Linked DNA regions of Homo sapiens: regions 1 and 3 are each linked to region 2. A link is a contact called in ENCODE Hi-C or POLR2A ChIA-PET data. All regions are on one chromosome and are shown on one strand. The core of a region is the stretch at or near the end of the contact, and the rest is flanking DNA. Distances in the headings are between cores, read along the strand shown. Region 1 holds the start of SHC4 (SHC adaptor protein 4). Region 2 holds the start of FGF7 (fibroblast growth factor 7). Region 3 overlaps ATP8B4 (ATPase phospholipid transporting 8B4 (putative)).

What was found. Hi-C counts contacts between places; a loop is a spot of excess contacts on that map. ChIA-PET counts read pairs that join two places held with the same protein, here RNA polymerase II (POLR2A). Pooled maps may share reads with other maps.
Region 1: a loop to region 2 is called in a map of mammary epithelial cell, with 11 times the contacts of the local background. The contact joins the promoter of SHC4 here to the promoter of FGF7 in region 2. A Hi-C loop is called at or near these places in 2 of 168 maps with a recorded cell type or tissue (K562 and mammary epithelial cell), 2 of 37 single-sample maps with no recorded cell type and 10 of 50 pooled maps.
Region 3: a map of IMR-90 shows a loop between it and region 2 (11-fold over the local background). The contact joins the enhancer-like site here to the promoter of FGF7 in region 2. A Hi-C loop is called at or near these places in 6 of 168 maps with a recorded cell type or tissue (IMR-90, MCF 10A, esophagus muscularis mucosa and 3 more) and 11 of 50 pooled maps. POLR2A ChIA-PET finds 5 or more read pairs at or near these places in 2 of 52 experiments (AG04450 and activated T-cell).

Annotation. Positions count from the first base shown.
Region 1 is chr15:48,962,474-48,965,173 of GRCh38, forward strand. It overlaps SHC4 (SHC adaptor protein 4), which reads right to left and starts at 1,446. Exons shown (of 12, transcript NM_203349.4): 1 at 1-1,446. The coding sequence starts at 542. RefSeq lists enhancers at 1-422, 423-924.
Region 2 is chr15:49,421,964-49,424,712 of GRCh38, forward strand. FGF7 (fibroblast growth factor 7) reads left to right here and starts at 1,279. Exons shown (of 4, transcript NM_002009.4): 1 at 1,279-1,477; 2 at 2,069-2,620. The coding sequence starts at 2,335. All of the region lies in intron 11 of FAM227B (family with sequence similarity 227 member B), which reads right to left.
Region 3 is chr15:49,901,554-49,904,299 of GRCh38, forward strand. All of the region lies in intron 20 of ATP8B4 (ATPase phospholipid transporting 8B4 (putative)), which reads right to left. Among named protein-coding and RNA genes, the nearest start is that of ATP8B4, 220 kb to the right of the region's middle. Within about 2 kb of position 1,343, at least 4 of the 41 ENCODE cell types and tissues checked have a DNase peak (open chromatin) inside an H3K27ac peak, as active enhancers do; they include IMR-90, where a contact is called at or near this core.

The sequences.
Region 1 (2,700 bases), core at 196-2,695, 460 kb before region 2:
AAGTGCCTGTCCTGCCTGCTCCTAAGTGTTGGCTCCCCAGGGCCAGGAAGCGGGCACGAATCAGGGGTTAGGGCGGTTGCCCTGTGTCCCACCAGGTCCTGCTGCGGTGGAGGTGCAGTCCCGGACCTACTTAAACTGGTTTCTGGGGAAGAGGGGCCGCTGGAACCTGGGTCCCGGCTTTCCTGGAGCTTCAGCCGAGGCACCTCTTTGGTACCCAGGCAAAAGTTTTTCAGACTCAGCAAAGTGGCCGGGTTGGCCAGCTTCATGCTTGCCATGCGGGGGATCAAGGTGCACAGTGGGGTGGGGCTCTCCTGCGACGGCAAGGTGGCATCTTCAGTCGGCAGGTGAGGTGCCAGGGCGGGGTGGGGAGGCTGCGGCGAGCCCTTGTTCCCGACCGAGCCTCCGGAGCTACCTTCGTCCAAGGACGTGATCGACTCGTTCCGAAAGCGGCTGTACTTGGCCCTGTGCAGCATCCCGGGGTGCCCGAAGAGTCCTACATACAGCACGAGTCCTGCCAGGCTGTCCTGGCCGCGTTCTCGCATAGCCTTGGCAGTGCTGAAACAGGATACTGTTGCATAAATCGCCTCGTCGTCTGGTAGATAAACGGTGCAGACATCAGATACCTCAACGCCCGATGCAACTCACAGCAGCCACCTCTCCAACTCTGCTCTCGAGCTCGCCCACCTCGGCTCCCGGCCCCTTAAGGGTGACAGCCCATGGGGGAAACGCCTCCCCTGCTCTGATTTCAGTCTCTCCCTGGCCCAGGCAGAGGCACCAGTGTTCTCGCCTTGGAATCCTTGTCGGGAGAGCCTAGACCCAGGCTCCCGGCGGCGCGGGTCGCTCACGGCCAACTCTTAGGCGCAGAACCCGGGCGAGCGCCGGTCGGGGGGCCCGCTGCATCACTAGCCTTGCAGGAGCCTAGTAGAAATATTTAGCACCCGACTCCCACCCTCACCCCAGCCTTCTGTTCTGCACACAGGAACTTTCGAACCTGCTCCCTTCGGCTCTCACAGGGCGGGGCAAATGACTGGCCTATTAACCCTTTATTTGTTCCAGTGATTGTTCATTTAAAAAGGAAAAAAAAATGTATCTATGAACCAAAGGCCCTTTTGCCTGGGTTCGTTGATTCCAAAGGCTGCCCTCTCTTGGAAGATCTTGTCTTGCATCCCGTTCTGGGCCACCAGCCAGGAGTACTACTGACGGGCGCTGCTCCGCATTGTTTCACTGACTTGTGATGGGTCCGTGTTCCTCAGATCCCCTCCCAGCCTGCCTACCCTCGCTCAGAGCTTCCCTCCCTCCTGGATTCCTCTCGGAGCTTTTTTCAGAAGCCCATTTGCAGCCGAAAGCTGAGATGTGCAGGATGATACGCAGCGTGTTGAAATTTTTATGAATGAACTTTGCCGAATGAATTTCTCTGTGTGTGTGCAAGCTAATAAATCTGTGAATGAAGCTGAGAATAGCTGTAATTGACTGACGGTCTCAGAGGTGCTTGGTTTTTATCCAATCAGGAGGCAGCTTGATGACTCATACACCATAAATATACTAAACTAGTAGCCGAGAGAAATAAAGCTAGCGGGAGAGGAGGGACGTATTTTATTTTGTGGTATCTGATGAATGAGTTAAAAGGAAAGGCAATCTTTACTACAGATCATTAGCCGGGGAGCAGCAGGTTAAAAGATCTATTTTCTTTCTTGTTGAGATGGCCGGGAGGGCAGAGCAGAAGAGCTAAAAATTAGACCCATTGTTACAGGGATATTAGGACATATGGTTCACAACTCCTGTGGGAAGCCATGATGCATTTTTCTTAGAAACATAGTTCTTTTTTTATTGATTGTTGGTTCCATCTTCCGTCTGGTGCGACTTCCTGTACCTATCAAATGCATCCTGAAGACATGATGACAACTGCAAAGGCTTAGCACACAGGAAGCCAAAACCAGAGCTGGGAAAAGGAAATGCAGGTTCTTCAGGAATGGAGAAGAGGAAACTGCTGAAACACTGGGGGTGTGGGGTGTCGGGGTGGGGTGGAAATCACACATAGGAAGAGATAAAGAACTCTCAGAAAAGATTGCATTACTCCGTGTCTCAAGGCTTTGACATCTGAAATTGTTCATTAATTAAAAAATTAAGACAAACTGGCAACCAAAGGAATTAAGGGTGCCACCTTCATTATCTTATTGTCCCTAATGCTGGATTAGGCTTATGTATATTCATGACTTTGGGAGCCTGAGCTCCCTTGGGATCCAAACACAGGTTCTGAATTAAATGGTTGAGAGTGACCAGTGAAAGCGGCATCCTCCTCCCAAGCTCCCTGGTCCCCCAGGGAAATAAAGCACCCATCACATCCTGTCTGCCAAGCCTGTTCAGACATTTCTTTCCCTGGAAAGGCCTTTCTGCATCTTCATAAATCTTCCCTTCAATCCTTGTTGACCTCCTTTTCCCTGCCCTACATCTCCTCCTGGCAAAACTGAGGGAAGTAGCTAAATCAGTTGGACCCCACATCCCTGGGGCTGAGGAGACAGGCTCTGGGCAAGAATATTTACCTCTCATTCCTCCTCATTCCTCATCTGCTTTCTTCCTCTCATTTTTCCTGCCTTCCCCTGGGTCCCTGGGTCCCTGTGTTGCTTCTGTTATGCTATGATGACCTCATTATATGCTCCCTTTAGAAAGTTACTTTACCTCTCCGTGCCTGAATGTCCTCAT
Region 2 (2,749 bases), core at 29-2,528:
GGGTACATCTGAACTATTCTGTGCTCTTCATTCTGTTCCCTAAAGGGACAGATACAAAGAGAAATCACATAAACTATAATCCAGTTGAGTAGATTTAATTTCCTTTTCCTATTTGGTCTACATGCACCACCTGGTGGTAAAGTAGTGCATTTCACATAGAGAGAGAGAGAGAGAGAGAGAGAGTGTGTGTGTGTGTGTGTGCGCGCGCGCGCGCGTGCACGCGTGTGTGTTTTGAGGAGTATATAACATGAAAAAGATAATTTTAATATACTTTCTTAATACTGATTTAGATAGACAACACAATTATTCTACACCAAGAATCTAATACAACACTTGAGCACTACTTCATGTATAACAGAACAGGAAGTAAAGGAGAGAACTCATGCTGGAAAGTAAAATAGCTTTCACTTATTTACCTTAGCAATACATATTATAATTCCATCTCTAAATTAACATTTATTGTTCCAATATTCTTATTGAGGCAAAAATCAAACACTGATAATCAATGTGAAACCATTTCCTCCTTTTTAAAGAATAACAGCTTTTAAAAGTAGGTGCCCTGTTCCTTATATTAGTAGTGAGTATAAGTCACAGATCACAGAATTGTAAAGCACCATAGAGGCATTAGACCAATACACCAATTTTACAAATGTAGCAGCTGAGACTCTGGAACAGCAGGTAACTTGCCCGAAGTCATACTGGTCATTAGTGGTCCAACACAAATAAGAATCTAGATCTTCTCACTTTCAGCCTAGGAATATAATACATAAAAATTGTACTTATATTCATATTCAATGAATTGTCTCTGTATGATGTGATAATATTCAACTTATCTACACAGTGCTTTAAGGCACTCATATGTTAGTTAACACATACCAGTTTTGTTCTAACATTCTGAGCACAAAGAAGTAATTGAAGAAATGCATGTATCATAAAGCTATGGAAAAGATTTTCTAAGTATTAAAAAACCCTATATATATGTTCAAATGAATAATTTTCCAAGTATAATACAACTGCTATATTGCAAAGAAGGTTTAAAAAATTCCCTTTCCCCTTCTAACTGCTTCAGAACCAGAGATCTGTTTCTACAAAGTAGGTACCCACTTGTAGATTTAAGCATAAAACATGTTCATAGCTCCCTCTCATGACCATTGAATACTATACAAGCCTCCTTTTATTCTCGCTGTTGTATTCAACTAACAGCTCACTGGCTAAGTTTTAATTGCTTCCAATGAGGTCAGCAAAGGTATTTATCGAAAAGCCCTGAATAAAAGGCTCACACACACACACAAGCACACACGCGCTCACACACAGAGAGAAAATCCTTCTGCCTGTTGATTTATGGAAACAATTATGATTCTGCTGGAGAACTTTTCAGCTGAGAAATAGTTTGTAGCTACAGTAGAAAGGCTCAAGTTGCACCAGGCAGACAACAGACATGGAATTCTTATATATCCAGCTGTTAGCAACAAAACAAGTAAGTTACTGTTATTTGTCTTTTAAAACAATGCTGAATGTTTTCTAAAAGTTTATCTCTTTTTCTGATTTTAGTACTGAGCAGGAAAGTAAAGTTACAAGATTTTTGAGCCATGTAACTATAGTAATTATGCTGTAGAACATAAAGATAAGGTTGAAGTTCTCCAGAGCAATCCTGACATTTAACTTAAAAAACCTGGGCAGTTCAGGAGAAAATAATTGATTAACCACAAATGTAAAAGCATATAATAAAGAAGTCTAGGGAGAAAGCAGTTACACTTTGTTAGCAGTAATTGTAAAAACTTAATTTAAATCAATAGTTCTGAGTGCAGTATGGTTCTCACAAAATAGCAATTGGAATGAATGGTACAGTCATATTCTGTTTTGTCTCTACTCATGCATAAATTTTATAAATCTACACATAAAGTGGTAAAGATTTTGACATCCTCTGTGAAGGCTGTTTTAAATGTATCTTCAAAGAATAACCTATACTGTATTCTAATGCTACTACTTACCCACTAAAATTTACACATACAATTTTTTATCTTCCTCTCTCCTCCCCTCCCTATTCTTAATCTCTCATTGCAAACAGAAGTCAAATAGCAAACAGCGTCACAGCAACTGAACTTACTACGAACTGTTTTTATGAGGATTTATCAACAGAGTTATTTAAGGAGGAATCCTGTGTTGTTATCAGGAACTAAAAGGATAAGGCTAACAATTTGGAAAGAGCAACTACTCTTTCTTAAATCAATCTACAATTCACAGATAGGAAGAGGTCAATGACCTAGGAGTAACAATCAACTCAAGATTCATTTTCATTATGTTATTCATGAACACCCGGAGCACTACACTATAATGCACAAATGGATACTGACATGGATCCTGCCAACTTTGCTCTACAGATCATGCTTTCACATTATCTGTCTAGTGGGTACTATATCTTTAGCTTGCAATGACATGACTCCAGAGCAAATGGCTACAAATGTGAACTGTTCCAGCCCTGAGCGACACACAAGAAGTTATGATTACATGGAAGGAGGGGATATAAGAGTGAGAAGACTCTTCTGTCGAACACAGTGGTACCTGAGGATCGATAAAAGAGGCAAAGTAAAAGGGACCCAAGAGATGAAGAATAATTACAGTAAGTAATTTTAAGTACTGCTCATGAACCTTAGCAATCTGTTAATGGATCAATTTTCAGGTGATATGTTTTCTCATCTTCCTTTTGCTTCTTGGAAAAAAAATTAAATAAAATGTCACCTAATTTCTC
Region 3 (2,746 bases), core at 93-2,592, 480 kb after region 2:
ACTGTCTGAGCTTCAAGGGCTTAAGAACCACTATCTGGCAGGCATGCTGTTAAATAATGGAAAGCACAAGACTAAAGACAATTGATGAAATCTTCTAGGAATTCCAGGACATCTATATATAAAATAAATTCATCAATTTGAGGTACAATGTAATACGATCCAGCTTAAAATAGTCCTCTGAGAAACATATTTTTTAAAAAAAATTTAACAAGAAGAAAAATGATGGTACTTACTGAATTGGCATAGCCATTATAATAGGATAGAACATTTTAAGCAAAAATTGTATTCAGCTTAAAAAATAGAATAAATCTTCTAGGAAAAAAACTAGACACCAAAATATAGAGGGTTGTTCCAAATGGAAACGCCCTCCAAATGCTCTAGATCTAATTAGCAGTAGCTATAAAGCAATCCTGCTCACATCCCATGCATCTCTGCCATCTAAGAGGAAGATTGTATGGTGACATAGCACACTTAGAAGTGGCATTCTACTGTTCTCTCCAAAATGGAAAGATGATGCCCTTAAAGGAAGGGAAATTCCTCTTCAAGAACAGTTGAGTGCAGGCTTTGAAGTAACATAAGGCAAGCTGACAAACCTACAGAAGCTTCAACCACGACCAGAGAACTATCCAGCATGGGTCATAACTGGCATTTACAAAATGAGCACTCAGGAGAACATGGAGAGTGAGAGAAGACCAGAAAGTGAATATTGTGTCTTTTGGCGAAATGAAATTACTCATCCTGTGTAGAAAATATTTATTAAAATGGTTTTATGCTGAGGCTCCTCTGAAAGAAGAGAATGTCCACTTACCAAAACAACTGTTTTAGCCCTCAGCTGTCTAATTATTTGAAAATGTAACACCAATTGTTTACATACTAAGTTTAAAAATAAAAATGATACAAAAAGATACATTAACTTCTAGCTCAATATCTCCTTCTGCTGTCCAAGACCAAAATCACATCTGCATTTAGGAACCCAGAGGTCACATGGTTCCAAGAATCATATCACACATTTAACAATCAGTTTGCAGAATCAAAGAAAAAGATGTATAAAGTCAGAGTGCTATGTGTGAAATTTAGGGAGTTACAAAGGGGAGAGGGAAGTAGAACAGACATGAAAAATCATTGTTGTAAGTGAGAGGATCAGACTTTCCCATCAGATAACTATGTCAGGGAATCCTCCTCACAGTCATGAAAATGTACAGTGCCAAATAATAAAGAAAGCAAGGGAGACAAGTTCCTTGGAAATGAACATTTCTCTGACAATGTTGCAGAGCTCATAAATTGTGACTTCAGAAAGCACCACAGGGAAAACATCTCCTGAGTACTCCTTTTGAGTAAAGTTCTCACTCGCTGTATAAATGACTCAATCTGTTTTCCCCTTAGAGAGTAAAAACATTCCAAAGAAGGGTGAAGTTCATGAAAGTATTGGCTGAAATTCTATTTACTTAGGATTTTTTTCTCCTTAAACTGTCTTCCTAACATCTCACATGAACCCTTTTCCAGGCAGAAAAGGGACAGTTTTTCTGGCTCTGCTGAAATTGTCACTGCACTTTCTCTGTACAGGCCAACGTCTCTTGGCCAGATTGGGCTTTCATATTTTTAGACCTTTGCCCACGCTCTGTAGCTGTCATTTCTTTTTCTTCCTGGAATTTAGCTCTTCAAACACCAGCTGGTTCTCACAAAAACGATTTATTAGGAAGGGAAAAAGCTACACATAACTCCCTTCAATGACTATGAGCTATACATTTTTGAAGCGTACACACAATGCTTAACCACATAATACAAATAACAAATGCTAAAACAAAAGAGTGCCTGTTTTTTCCAAGCTGCGTAATGAAGGGCAGTTTATTACAATTCTTGGCATGCAGAATCGCATTAACAGTTGAGGCAACTGTGGCATTCACAGCCCCATGTCACTACAAGCACAGCAAAGCATAGTTAGGCACATACTGGCTTGCATACAACCTATAAAGAAGAAAAGAGGATGGTTGGAAAAAAGAGTCGTTTAGTCAGTCCTCTTAAGGCACTCTATATTGAAAGGTTAAATTGATCTGTTGTGGCCAGGCACAGTGGTTCATGCCTGTAATCCCAGCATTTGGGGAGGCTGAGGCGGGCAGATCACCTGAGGTCAGGAGTTCAAGACCAGCCTGAACAACATAGAGAAACCCCCATCTCTACCAAAAATACAAAATTAGCTAGGCTTGGTGGCACATGCCTGTAATCCTAGCTACTCGGGAGGCTGAGGCAGGAGAATCACTTGAACCTGGGAGGCGGAGGTTGCAGTGAGCCAAGATGGCGCCATTGCACTCCAGCCTGGGCAACAAGAGCAAAACTCCGTCTCAAAAAAAAAAAAAAATCGATCTGTTGGAAATGGATTGAAACCATGACATCCTGTTTAAAAGAAGAAAATCTGGACTTTGATATGAAAGCTGGAGCTTTGAGCTTGGAACCTGGAAACCTGGGTTCAGACTGCCTCTGACATCTTATGTTTGTTTCCACAGTTGAGTTATCTGACCTCTAGCCACTTGATTAGCCAGCGACAGATCCATGGCTGGAACCTACGTCTTCATATTCACAGTTCTTGGTCTACTGCACCAAGCTGGTTTACACATAGAGTCAGCCACAGACTGCCTCTAGGTTGGACTAAGACACAGTGCTGGAGGGACAGTTTTAAGGGACAGCACTACCCTGCCAACAGTAGAGAAAGGGAGAAAGTACATGAAATTTTGATTTGAATTCCCAGTTC